Regions from separate parts of the Homo sapiens genome. Here region 2 is linked to region 1. A link is a contact called in ENCODE Hi-C or POLR2A ChIA-PET data. All regions are on one chromosome and are shown on one strand. The core of a region is the stretch at or near the end of the contact, and the rest is flanking DNA. Distances in the headings are between cores, read along the strand shown.

What was found. A loop is a pair of places that touch in the nucleus more often than their neighbours do. ChIA-PET counts read pairs that join two places held with the same protein, here RNA polymerase II (POLR2A). Pooled maps may share reads with other maps.
Region 2: a pooled map shows a loop between it and region 1 (4-fold over the local background). The contact joins the enhancer-like site here to the promoter of DUSP2 in region 1. A Hi-C loop is called at or near these places in 1 of 168 maps with a recorded cell type or tissue (naive thymus-derived CD4-positive, alpha-beta T cell) and 7 of 50 pooled maps. POLR2A ChIA-PET finds 5 or more read pairs at or near these places in 2 of 52 experiments (CD4-positive, alpha-beta memory T cell and activated CD4-positive, alpha-beta T cell).

What each region holds. Positions count from the first base shown.
Region 1 is chr2:96,141,871-96,148,417 of GRCh38, forward strand. It overlaps DUSP2 (dual specificity phosphatase 2), which reads right to left and starts at 3,570. Exons shown (of 4, transcript NM_004418.4): 1 at 3,097-3,570; 2 at 2,891-3,012; 3 at 2,284-2,503; 4 at 1,299-2,167. The coding sequence starts at 3,484. The coding sequence ends at 1,953. RefSeq lists enhancers at 720-789, 2,500-2,549, 2,952-3,453, 4,250-5,129, 5,540-5,709 and 2 more and a silencer at 3,180-3,939.
Region 2 is chr2:96,949,320-96,956,079 of GRCh38, forward strand. FAM178B (family with sequence similarity 178 member B) reads right to left here. Exons shown (of 17, transcript NM_001122646.3): 7 at 2,060-2,165. Among named protein-coding and RNA genes, the nearest start is that of FAM178B, 34 kb to the right of the region's middle. RefSeq lists enhancers at 703-1,344, 1,345-1,984. Within about 2 kb of position 3,857, at least 12 of the 41 ENCODE cell types and tissues checked have a DNase peak (open chromatin) inside an H3K27ac peak, as active enhancers do.

The DNA.
Region 1 (6,547 bases), core at 2,320-4,819:
ATGGTTTCTAGGTGATTCAAGTGCATTACATTTATTGTGCACTTTATTTCTATCATTACATTGTAATCTACAATGAAATAATTTTATACAACTCACCATAATGTAGAATCAGTGGGAGCCCAGAGCTTGTTTTCCTGAGACTAGACGGTCCCATCTGGGAGTGATGGGAGACAGTGACAGATCATCAGGCATTAGTTAGAGTTTCATAAGGAGCATACATCCTATATCCCTCCAATGCAGTTCACAACAGGGTTCAAGCTCCTATGAGAATCTAATGCCACCGCTGATCTGATAGGAGGCGGAGCTCAGGCAGTAATGCTAGCAATGGGGTGCGGCTGTAATACTGATGAAGCTGCTCACCTCCGGCTGTGCAGCCCAGTTCCTAACAGACCACGGACAGATCCTTAGAGGTAGCACTGTGCAGAGACAACCCTTGGCTGGATGACACTCCAAATGGCCGAGTGTCCCAGTGAGCCTGAAGCAGGACTGGCTCCCGCACAACCATTTCCAAAGGCCTCAGCACCCCTGCTCACAGGCAGATCACAGCACCCCCTCCCGGCAGCGTCGGCAGGTACCCCTTGGCTTCTGGCGTGGGCGGGGCCCTGGTCTCAGGTCTCCACTGAACCTTAGTCCTATGCTGGGCCCGTAATTGAAGCTCGGCCAAGATGTGCTAGTTGGGTGGGTGTGCAGAGCAATGAATCCCATCCCTGGTGACAGGTCCTCTGCACCAGACACAGGGCCACATGCCTTTGGGGGACATGAAGGAGCTCTGGAACAGGGGACGCTGTGAGCCCCAGCCCTGGGATGTGGGAGAAGAGTAGGGAGGCCATGCAGGCCTGCTGTGAGGAAGTAGAGACCCACACGGCCTGGGAAGTGCCTCTTGTGTGGGCGTGCACACACGCTCCCACAGGAACACCATGCGCAACATGCAGGTGTGCATGGGCCAAGACCACCCACCCCCACAGGACCACACCCTCAGGCACACACTCGCATCCTTCCACATTCCGAAAAGGAAGCGGGGTCTGATCGGGGCAGCACTGGGCCTGGCTCTGAGTCACGGACGGGACCCAGCCTCCCAGAAACAACCCTGTTCAGCTCTGGAGCGAGGTCCCTGTCTGGGAAAAGACGCCAGCCCAGGGAGAACTGGGGCCAAGAGAGCAGCCTTTGTGGGGAGGGTCAGACCTGCCCCTTCCGGCCGCTGGCCCCTCTGCCCATTCACTTCCCAAACCCCAAGGGCACAAGGAAACGTGAGGTCCAAGCAGGCTCCCGGGTATCAGATGAGACCAGATGCTGGGTTGTTGTTTTTTAAATATAACAATATTTTATTGACATATCCTGAATGTTCTGTATAAATATAAAGTGCTAAGTTTCCAACCCCTGCCCACAGGGCTAGGAGGAAGCGGGGGAGGGAGTGTTAAATGTCAGCTGAGCACAAATAATTTTCCAGCGCCAGCACAGGTGTGAAAGGCTCACAGACAGACACACGCAACATGACACACCCATCACTTCCCAAGTCCCCAGCTTCCCCAGGAACACAGGGCTTGGGCTCCAGGCCCTGGGCAGACGAACCCACAGACAGGGCTCCTGGTTGTCACAGCTTGTTCCTTGGAGCTCTCAGGCTGCCAAGGGCTTCAACATGGTGGTGGACCAGGGAGAGTCCACGGTATAGCGTCTAGCTGATTTCTGCCAGAGGATGGGGAGGGAAAGAGCAGACACACCCTTGGTTCCCGACCCCGAATGAGGGCCAGCCTCAGTCCCCCAGCAGAAGAGCACCAGGTCGGAAAGACCAGCATGCCGGCATTCCTAGAGCCCCCATGTGGGGGCTTCTGAAACTCTGAGGAGGTAGCAGCCCTGCCAGAGGTGAGGGGACTGTGCTGGCCCAGAGGGGAGCCCACCAGTCCACAGTCAGCTCCTGCCAGCACAGTGGGGCAGGCAGGCAGAGGGGCACCACCTCAGTGACACAGCACCTGGGTCTCAAACTGCAGCAGCTGCCCCATGAAACTGAAGTTGGGGGAGATGACCCCCCGGCGCTGCTTAACGAAGTCAAAGGCCTCGTCCAGCCGCACACGGCGACTCTGCATGAGGTATGCCAGACAGATGGTGGCAGAGCGCGAGATACCCGCCTGGCAGTGCACCAGCACCCGGCCTCCGCTGTTCTTCACCCAGTCTGCAAGGGAGATGGGGGAGTGGTGTCAGACGGAATGTGCACAGCCCAGGAGACAGGTGCCCCCAGTCCTCTCCTCTGGAGCCCCTCGGGATTTCTGGGCAGAGGTGCCCCCTTACCAATGAAGCCTATGGCCTCCTGGAACCAGGCACTGATCTCCACCATCTGGTTGTCCTCCACAGGGATACTCTTGTAGCGGAAAAGGCCCTCAAAGTGGTTGGGGCAGCTGGCGGACACGTTGAGGACGGCTGTGATGCCACAGGCCTGCAGCCCCTGCAGGTCTGACGAGTGACTGCAGCTGCCCAGGAACAGGTAGGGCAAGATCTCCACAGGGCCACCCTGGAGGGAACAGAGGGGCGGTGAGGCCTTTCCAGCCCAGCCCCGGAGAGCTGGAGCAGCAGCGGGTGGAGACCCCATGGGCTGGCCGAGACAAGAGGACTCCTCAGCCAGTCCTCCTGACCTGAGACAGGTCTCAGGAATGTGCGGAGGACACACCGGGACATACATTTCCCTTCATGCTCCCAACATACACATGCAAACATACACAGACCCATACAGGCACGCGCGAGCAGCCATGCCCCACCCCCTCCCCCAACACACACACGTATAAAAGTGTGTGTATATGGGCAAACTGCTCGCATCCCCAAATGGCAGGCTCTTTCCCTAGAGGCGCCCAGTCCGCGGCGGGGAGAGAGGGAGGTTCGGGGGAGGGGGGTCAATACTCACCTGGTCGTAGACAGGAGCCCTGGAGTCGGAGCGGCTGGTTTTGTCCCCTGTTGGCGGCAGCGCAGGGGCGGGGGCCTCAGAGCACAGATCGGGACAGCAGCCCTGGAAGCCGTCGAAGCCTCCTGCAAGGAGGGGAAGAGCACGATCAGCAGGGAAAGCCGGGCTGGAGTCGGGTGGGGCGGGCCAAGGGCGGCCGGCTTGCTCACCTCGCAGGAAGTACACGGCAGTGGGCCCCGCGCGGGTCTCGTGCAGCAGCGCGGCCAGCAGCACATGAGCCGGGCTGTCGGGCCGGAGCTCCGCCACCGAGGCACTGCCCTCGTCCAGCACCACGGCCCGCGCCAGCTCCCCGCGGACCAGGCGCGTCCGCAGCGCGCGGTCGGGCAGCAGGCAGGCGAGAACGGCGGCAGGAGGGCCGCGCGCGCGGCGCCGCAGCAGCGCGTTCCAAGGCACTGGCCGCGCGGCGCGCACGTGGCGCCGGCAGAAGGCCAGGAAGGGGCGGCAGTCCAGCAGCAGCGTGCGTTCCGCCTCCCGCGGATCCCGCAGCAGCGTGCCCAGCGCCGCGCACTCCAGCTCGCGCGCCGCCTCCAGCCCCATGGCCACCGGTGCCTCTTCCTCTTCCTTTCGGTCTTTCCCGCGTCCCGGGCTCTCGTGGCGGTGGCGCTGCCCGAGCGGTCGACTCCGGGCGCCCTCCGCGGCGGCCCGGGTTAAGTACCCGTGGGCCGGCCTCCGGGGCACCATACAAGGGCAGAGCAGGAAGGCGCTGGCGCCCGCGCCCGCCCCCGCCCCTCACGTGGGGCGCAGTCTGGGCTGACCTGGAGACTTCGGGGCGGGGGGGAGGTTGAGGGGGAAGGCAGGGCGCGGGGACCAACACACCGGGAGGAGGCGGGGACCAGCGACTAAGGGAAGGGAAGGTGTTACCCGGAGTCGGAGGGACTAGCACCCCTCCGTTTTTGCGCCCACCCTTTGACCTGTCCCAAGCCACTCAGTCCTGGGGAACCCAGCTTCTCAGATGCAGGTCCCCCTTTAGGGCCAACGATGACCCTTGGAGTACCCCACCCCCTAACCCCACGCTTCCTCTGCCTTTTCCCTTTCCCTCCCAGAATTTTCCTCTTAGAAATTTGTCACCACAAACATTGACAAATGCCTGCTGCCACGGGTGATTTCTACACTGGATGATGGGGGGGGTCCCTGCTGAGATGTCCTATTTCTCATCTATTTGGAGACCTTGAGCCAGAGGGACTTTCTCTCTCCTCCCCCTCCCCACCCCCCATTGCCTGGATAAGACCAGTACTCAGGGTCTTGCAGTAGGTTGGTGGCCAAGCTAGGCCAGAACACAGTCCCCGGGGCCCAGGCCCCTGGGCTTGGGCCGAAGGGAAATGAGGGGGGGTCCCAGGGCCTTTCATGGGGAAAGCAGGGGTCTGTGACTGGTTTCCAGTTATGTGTAGGGCAAAGCTTCTTCCTCCTGGGTGCAGGGAAAGCCCCCAGGCCCCAGAGAGAAGTACTTCCCCCTGCCACAAGCCCGCCCTGGAGGGAAGTCCGCTGACGCTCCCGGCCCTCCCCAGGCCTGCGGGGATTTCAAGACCTTGGCAAGGGGAAGAGGGAGAAGCAGAACAGAACTGGCCTCCCCCATCCTAGGCCTCCCTGTCCAGCCCCGCCGGGCAGCAAAGTCCAGGGCTAGCACTGCACCCGGAGGACTGGGGGCCTGGGTATCCCCTCCATTCCGCCCTCCCCCAGCCCTGCTGCCGGATGTGGTGAGGCCCAGGTGTGCGTGGGGTGTCTGAGCCACAAGAATTGTTGGCAGTGAACTCCCAAACTCAAGCAGAGAAGTTGAGGTGGGTGGAGACAGCGTCACTGCGCTGGAGCTGCCCTCGCCCTGCCCCCAGCTGCGTGGGATTTCAGAACCCACCCTCCAAGCCCCCAGTCTCCTGAGGCCCTCCTCCGTGCCCTCTGAAAGACCCTTCCGGCTCCCCCACAGACCCCTGTGTCCAGACCGTCTTGAAGAGTGACAGCTGGGACCTGTGGAGAGCCCGCAGCCCTTCTGGACTTGTCTGCCCTGAGTTCCTCACAGCAGTGTGCTGTATGCCTGGTTGTGTGCAGGGCAGCATCGTACCTGTGCAGTTCCACTATGTGTGAGAAGGAGCTGGAGCTTGTGTGTGCTGGGGTCAGAGCCGATGCAGAGGAGAAAAGCCCCAAGGACTCCAAAGGTCCCTGGGGCCACGTCACCCTCTCAGTGTCTCCATCTGTAAGGGGAGCACATCATGGTGCAGCGGCTCTTCCACACTGGCTCCAACGCTCTAAGGCTACTCCACTGTCTGGGCAACTTGGCTGAGGCCCCGCTGTCCCTGGCAGGCCAGTCTGGAGGCTGAGGCAGCAAAGCCCACAACAGAGCCAGGGAGTCTGGGCCACAGATCCCAAAGGCTGATATGAGCCCTTATCTTTGGCATCGGCCTCCAAATGACTTAATGCTTATTCCAGGGGCAAATTACAGAGCGTGCAGAAGGACAATCAGGTCCAGTCTTGCTGCTGGGCCAGGAGCCAAAGCCTTCCAGCTCTGTGGGAGGACCCCAGCCAGGTGGGATCCCTGATTCAGGAGTGAATTCAGCTCAGCCGTGTAAGGGGCTCCAGACCCAACTCCCATGCTGGGCTGGGCCTCTTCCCCTCCTTCTGGAGAATCTGGTATACCTTGCCGGGGAGTTCTGCATGTGGGGAGAGCATTGCTGAAGGTTTGCTCTCATAGCACAGTCCCTGGGGCCTGGCACTCTTGGCCATGACCAGTGGTCTCTTTTTCTTTTTCTTTTTAAGTGACAGGATCTTGTTATGTTGCCCACACTGGCCTCAAACTCCTGAGCTCAAGTGATCCTCCTGCCTCAGCCAACAGAGTAGCTGGGACTATAGGCACGTGCCACCACCCAGCTCAGGACTGGTGATGACTGCCTAAAGTGGCTGCACATATGTCACCCCCTTGAGGCCATTTGTCTTGGGGCTGTCCCCTTTTCAGCTCTGGAACGTGGACTTACGGAGGCCCAGCTTAGCCATGAAGGAGGGCCTTCCCTTTGCCTTCTTTCCCTACTCCCAAACTGGGGAAAGCCCCACCCCCGATTACTGGGTGAAAGCCCAGGGCTGGGGTAAGAAGAGGGGGAGAGACTTACCAGCCCATGTCCCTCTCCTGCTTTTGCTCTGACAAAAGCCCCCCAAGCCTTGGATGCTGCCTGTGGTGATAATGGTGCAGGACGCCTGCTCCTCTCCGCCACCCACTCAGAGTCTCCCCAACCACCGTTCGCCAGAGCCCAGCCTTGGGAGCCACAGCAGAGAGGAGGCAGGGCATTGGGTGTAGGGGTGAGGACACAATGAGGAGGGGTCTCTGCTAGACTGGATGCCCCACAGCCTGAAGGCTCTGGAAGCAGGACCCAGTCCTCGCCACTGGCTGGGAAGGGGCTGACCCAGGTTGGGGGTCCCTGCTCAGAGCTCTCTCTGTTTTTGTTTGTTTTTCTTGGCCTGGCTCTTACAGAGCAGACAATATCAAGTAAGTTTGGGCTCAGCACTGTTTTTAAAATTGAAAACCTGTGAGACTCACCGGGAACAAATGATGATTCTGCATGTTATTCTTTTTATAACCATCTATTTTGACGGCTGTTTAAGCGTCACTGGCTCCTGCCT
Region 2 (6,760 bases), core at 2,607-5,106, 810 kb after region 1:
CCAGCAGCCCTGGGACCCCACTTCCCGAGTTGCCTTTGACTGGACAAGGGGACCACTTAACCCCTCTTAGCCTAACCAGATTCTCCTTCCTGAGGAACCAGATTTGGGAAAAGGGTCTGGCCTTACTTGGCCATGGAACCTGCAGGGAGACAGCAGCAGAGGCCAGTCCTAGGATCCCAACCCTTCCCCATCCCTGGGTCCAGCTCCTCCTGGGGCCCAGCATGCCCCTACCCTGGGACCTCAGGAACCACCCTCGCACCTGCAGAAGGGAGCCCCCATGGGTTTCTGCCTCCCACAACCACAGTCCCCAGTAACTGCTCGAGGTTCTAAGTCCCCTGAGGACACTGCCCAGAAGGCCCCCCAAAGCCAGTGCACCCCTTTCATGGATCTGGATTCAGCCATGGGGGATGGGAGCTTTTGTCTCTCCTTCCTGCAGAATGTGAACTGGAACTCTGCACTAACAGCGTGCCTCACAGAGGACACCCAGGCCCAGAGCAGAGCTCTGTGGGGGCACAAGGACAAGGCAGCTCACGGATGTCCCACTTAACTCCACATGGGCCCATCAGGCCTGGCTCCGAGGCACAGAGCTGATGCTAAGAAACCTGTCTGTAGCGACACAGGAGTAGGTGGCAGGGCCAGAACTCACACCAAGTCTGTCTGTCTGACCTCAGGGCTGGGTCCTGCACTCCTCTCCCCTCCAGCCCCCTCGCAGCATGATGGAGACGGGGAAAGAGGCAGGGGAAGGCTCGTCTGTGCCTCCCAGGATGGGGGTCTCTGAACCTGGAAGAAACCGACACGCCCCCGGGAAGGCACTCCACGCCAGTGTCAGGGTGACGCAGGGCCCCTCTGTGGGTGCCGTCTCAGATGGGTCCTTTGTGCCTCCCAATGCTCGATTGTGTGTTCCGTCACACACTGTGCAAGGAGCAGGGGCTGCACCGCCAGCGTGGGGAATAATGGCCCCACTGTTCCCCATTACTCACCCACTGCTCCTTCTGGGCCTTGGGTGGGGGATTGGGGGCTGACAAGGTTAGCAGCTACATACCAGGGCCCCAGAAGCTGCATGTCTTCCTCCTCCGGGGTAAGGAGGAGCAAGGTGAAGGACCCAGAGCACGAAGGGAGAGCTGGAGGGCTCTCTCTGGACTGCAGCCAGCCTGCCGAGGCCAAGCAGTTCCTGGAATAATCCGCCCCACATGATGGCTCTGATTTACAGCTGGGGTCCAGGCTCCAACTGGCAGGAATGGGACCAGCTGGAACTTGTGACCCACCTGTCCCCAGACAGGGACGATTCTGGGTGGGGACCAAGGCCAGGACGGCATCCTTATGCCTGGCATTCAGATCACAGCGGTTGGCTCCTGTCCCTGCTGGCTTCTCACTGCCTCTCTCTGTGCAAAGGTGTCAAGCCCTGGGCAAAATGTATGTTCCCCTATGGCAAAACGCTCTAGCAGCAACCAGGAGGGAAAAAACAGCACAGCCAGAGCAGCCGTTCCAGGTTTTCCCAGCCAAGCTACAACTGCACACAGGAAGCACACGCTCAAACGCCCAAGCACCCTCGGCTCCAAATTCACGAGGGATCCAAACCAGGCACTGCAGGATTGCCGTGGGCCCTGAACGGCCCTCCCGCTGCGTATGGGATGAGGGACCTGTGATCGCTGGTGAAGAAATTAGCTTTGTTGCATAGGAAGCACTTGTTGAGGGGCTTGGACCGATTCACTGAGAGGTTAGACCGTAAGTCCACTGGGTACACCAGGTCCCTCAGGAAAGCCACGTGAGGGCACAGGCAGCACCCAGAGACACACACCTTCGGGGGAAGCAGAGGCTCCCAGCGCTCGCCGCTCTGGGAGACCACAGGCGAACCCCCTGCACCTCCCTGGCCTTGGCATTCTTAGCACCATTGTGGGGATCGATGCCCAATCAGCTCTCCTCCCTCCTCCCAGCCTGAGCCCAGCCAAGCAGCACCTAAGGCAAGAAGAGGTGAAGTGCCCACCCCTCAGCCTGTGGGCCTGCCGGGCCACCAGACTGCAGCGCTCCCGCCACCTAGTGGCAGGCCTGCGGTCCTCACCTGGAACAGCCACTGGAGCAGGGATACCGGGCAGTCAGGCATGTGCAGGTAGAGGATGTTCAGGAGGCCACTGCGCAGGAAGGAGAGCTGTTGGGCTGGCGGGGAGCTGGGAGGCAGAGGGCTGAGGTTAGGGGAGGCCTCTGTGCCAGCACACTTGTCTCGGTGACACCGCGGGAGGCTGTCACTACCCAGCTTCACTGGCTGTTGGGAAGCATATCTGTAACGCTAGAGACAAATGTGCTTTTCAAGCCCTCAGTGCATGATCTGTCAGAAGGAAAAGAACCCAGGCTAGCATCAGAATCACCTGCTCTTCTTGAATGTTGCGTGAACACACCTCATGGTGTTTAAAACACATGGCGGGTGGCTGGAGGCAGTGGCTCACGCCTGTAATCCCAGCACTTTGGGAGGCAAAGGCGGGTAGATCACGAGGTCAGGAGTTCAAGACCAGCCTGGCCAACATGGTGAAACGCTGTCTCTACTAAAAATACAAAAATTAGCCAGGCATGGTGGCATGTACCTGTAATCCCAGCTACTCGGGAAGCTGAGGCAGGAGAATTGCTTGAACCCGGGAGGTGGAAGTTGCAGTGAGCCAAGATCATGCCACTGCACTCCAGCCTGGGCAACAGGGCAACACTCCGTCTCAAACAAACAAAAAAACATGGTGGGGCAGTGCAGTCTGCCCTTTCCATTTGACCACAGGGGAAAGTGGAATATTTGCCAAGGGTGTGGAAAGGTGAGGAGTGAGGCCAGGAGTGGGTGTCTTAGCCTCGGGTTCCTCCAGCTGCAAGGGGCGGGCACGATTACCCCCACGAGGCCAGCGTCTCGCGATCTGGTTACACAGGGCGTTTCTGCTCTGCCTTATGTTTTTCAGATACAAAGGGGACACCTGAGAAGACCGGAAAATAACAGAAAGGGGCCCGGGATGAAGACATTCTGGGAAGGAAATACCAAACAAGAGTTCCATAGAGGATTCTTCAGAAACCATGTGAGCTGCAAGTGTCCCAGATTCCAGGGATGGGGGCGTGCTCAGACCAGCCACGCGGCTGTGGCTGTGACCGTGTGCCCATTCACACCACCCCCTCGGGCCTCTTCCTCCTAACAGGAGCTCTCAAAATCGGCGCTGGTGTGGAGATGAGCCCTGCCTTGGGGACCACTGACCCGGTAGATCACCTTGACCTACAAGATTCCAGATCTTTGCAAAATGAGTTGTTGAAATGTTTCATATGGTTGTAGGGCCTCTGGTAGAAGGTGCTTCAGAAGTCATTTTATAGGGGGTTGGCTGGACTTTGTCACCGTTCCTGAGCTCCTGGTCATCCCCAGAGAGCCTGGGTTTGGGGTAGGATTCTCCTACGTCCTGCGCATTTTGTGACCACCATCTTTGCTTGCTCTCTCTAGACCACGTCCCAAAGATCATTAACATGGATTCCAGGAAATGAAAACGTAAGTCACATTTGTTCTTCTTTTTAATGGCCCAAATGCATGCAAAGAACATTTCAGAAAGTACTTAACGTTGCCACCCTAGATAAAAAGTTTTTCAGTCAGCCCAACCTCCTCCTTCTGCTTCTCCTCCTTCTCCTTTAAAAAGGACATCATTTTTTAATCTGCCAGGAACAGAATGCTACAAAACAAAGATTATCCTCTGAGCCAAGCTGCTGTCTCTCTGAGAATGTCCAGGCAGTTTACAAATTGCATGTTTTTTCTCTAAGTCATTTAAGTTCAGAGGAGAAAGCAGCTTTGTTCCTGTGGTTGTGAAGTTTACCACCCTGAAATAGACCTTCGTTTGTACATACAAATACACGTGCACCCCAGGACTGCTGGCATGCTCCATTCTATCCACGTGCCCGGTCACATGGAGACTTTCAGGGACTGACCCCAGCAAGACGCATGGTTCAAGAACATGCACAGCAGCCCGAACGCAGACAATACCCATGTAAACAATGTCTGGAGGACCTTGCAAGTTGGCAGAACCCCGACAAGGGCCATGTGGTGAGGAGGCTGGCGCTTCAGGGACTCTGAGGAGACGCTGGCTCTGGCATTCTGCTGGAGGGGGCACCCCGCCAGTTTCTTAGTGGGAGAATTGATTGTACAAGGCCCTGTTGGCTCAGATCAACACATTTCTAACTGCTGCTCCAAGGGAGAGACCCCACAGTTGCAACATCTCCCTTCTGCTATGTGGGCTTTGCAGTTTCTGCCAGAGAAATGATTGATTGGCCTCTGAGTTCATTGCTGCTGAGAAAATTTTGTCTATGGGACCAGGAGCAACAGAAAGCCAGAAAGGACATAGTCCTGCTCTGCCCTGAGGTGACTGGCTTTCAAGGAATTCTGTGTTTAGGGTTAGAGGCAAGGACTCCCCTCTGCAGGCCGAGTGCATGCTCGGTGGGACGGGAGTGCTGCTTCTCCTTGGCTCAGCCACAAGCCCTTCCACGCCCTTCAGGTTATCACAGGGTGACCTCAAGCTTGGCTGCTGGGCAGGGAATGGGCCTTGTGCACAGACAATGCCTTAACTCTGGGGAAAGGAGGAGGATCCCAACAGCAGCACCTGGGCTGGGAAGCCTGGAGGAAAAGGGAAAAAGGAAAGGGGGTGGGAGGTGTGTGCAGTGAAAGCTCAAACGCCTTGGGTGACAGAATTGGCTGTTGTCAGAGTCACGTCCCCACATCAAGAACACGGATGCTGGGTCCAAGGGGGTGCCTCTGTCCACGGCCAAGCCAATGCTGAGGTCCGAAGTTATCCTGAGAATGTTGGAGGGCCCTGGAGGGAGAGACAGAGGGACAGAGCCTCCATCGGCAGCAGATACCATGCAGGCCTGGCTGAGTGGGAAGCCCCCAGCTGTCAGACCTGAGGATCCCATGAAGGGAGGTTCCCATCGGAGTCCTCAGCTGTGACTAGAGATGAGGAGGGAGCTGCTAATCCCCAGCCATGACAGCAATGACAGTGGGCAGGTGTCTGCCTCCACCCTCGCCGCCCACTGGAGCAGAAGGAAGCGAGGGAAGGACATCAGCTACAACGGGGAAACCCGCAAAACCAGTGACAGGAAATGGGGGCAGCTGGGCTCAGCACACGGGCCTTCCTAAGCAGAGCTCTGACCAGCTTCATCTTGGAATTTCTGTTCCTTATCACACCCAAGGGAAGATTCTTCCCGCCTCAACCTCCTCATTTATTTTATGGGCAGCAGTCCCAGAGGGCAAGGTCTCTAAATGCCTTTAGAATCCCAAGTGATGGCCGAAGGATAAACACCAAGTGTAGTTATTTATACGTATCAGCTCCTGGGCCTTTGCCAAGTTACTCAAATCAGTCTGAATAAAATGCCTAAATACAATAGAAACCAATAGCAACCAAAGCGTTCACCTATGGCCTTTTGCTTTCTCTTTCTTTGTTTAAACATAAGAGAGGCCAGATGCAGTGGCTCATGTCTATAATCTCAGAACTTTGGAAGGCCCAGGCAGGAGGATAGCTTGAGGCCAGGAATTTGAGACCAGCCTAGGCAACACAGTGAGACCCTGTCTCTAAAAAAAAATACAAAACTTAGCTAAGCATGGTAGTGCACACCTGTGGTCCCAACTACTTGGGAGGCCGAGGCAAGAGGACCTCTTGAGCCGGGAGTTGGAGGCTGCAGTGAGCTGTGATCGTACTACTGCACTCCAGCATGGGCAGCAGAGCATGGGCCTGACTAAAAACAAGAAAAAAATGAAATAAAAATGAGTGTTGGCCGGGCATCGTGGCTCATGCCTGTAATCCCAGCACTTTGGGAGGCCAAGGCAGGTGGATCACCTGAGGTTAGAAGTTCAAGACCAGCCTGGTCAACATGGTGAAACCCCGTCTCTACTAAATATACAAAAATTAGCCATGCGAGACCGGGTGCGGTGGCTCACGCCTGTAATCCCAGCACTTTGGGAGGCCAAGGTGGGAAGATCATGAGGTCAGGAGATCGAGACCATCCTGGCTAACACAGTGAAACCCCGTCTCTACTAAAAAATACAAAAAATTAGCCAAGTGTGGTGGTGGGCGCCTGTAGGCCCAGCTACTCGGGAGGCTAAGGCAGGAGAATGGCGTGAACCCAGGAGGCGGAGCTTGCAGTGAGCCAAGATTGCGCCACTGCACTCCAGCCTGGGAGACAGAGCAAGACTCCATCTCAAAAAAAAAGAAAAAAAAAATTAGCCGTGCGTGGTGGTGGGCGCCTGTAATCCCAGCTACTCAGGAGGCTGAGGCAGGAGAATCGCTTGAACCTGGGAGGCAGAGGTTGCAGTGAGCTGAGATTGCCCCATTGCACTGCAGCCTGGGCAACAAGAGCGAAACTTCGTTCCAAAAATAAATAAATAAATAAGCGAGTGTTACCACAGGCAGAAACTCAGGGATCCCATAATGGCCCTGCTTGCTACCTCCGCTTGCTCTTTATTTTGGGGGGCAGATGCAGCCAGCTGGAAGGCTCAGCCCTCTCCATACTTCAGAACTGCTGGGTTTATTGCACCTGGGCTTCAACCCTGGCCTGTTCCTCCAGGAAGAGAAGCTAGTGGCAAAACAAGAGGCGGGGCTGCCGGGCCTCCGGGAGAAGCTGAGCCTCATCCACCTCCTTCTTCCCCTGCCTGCTGGATATTCATGGAGGAACGGCCTGGCCCATGCATCGGGCTTGTGGAAAGCACGCTGGTCCTCGCACCAACAGTGGCAGATGCACCCAGAGGACAAACGCACACCCCAATGTCCTT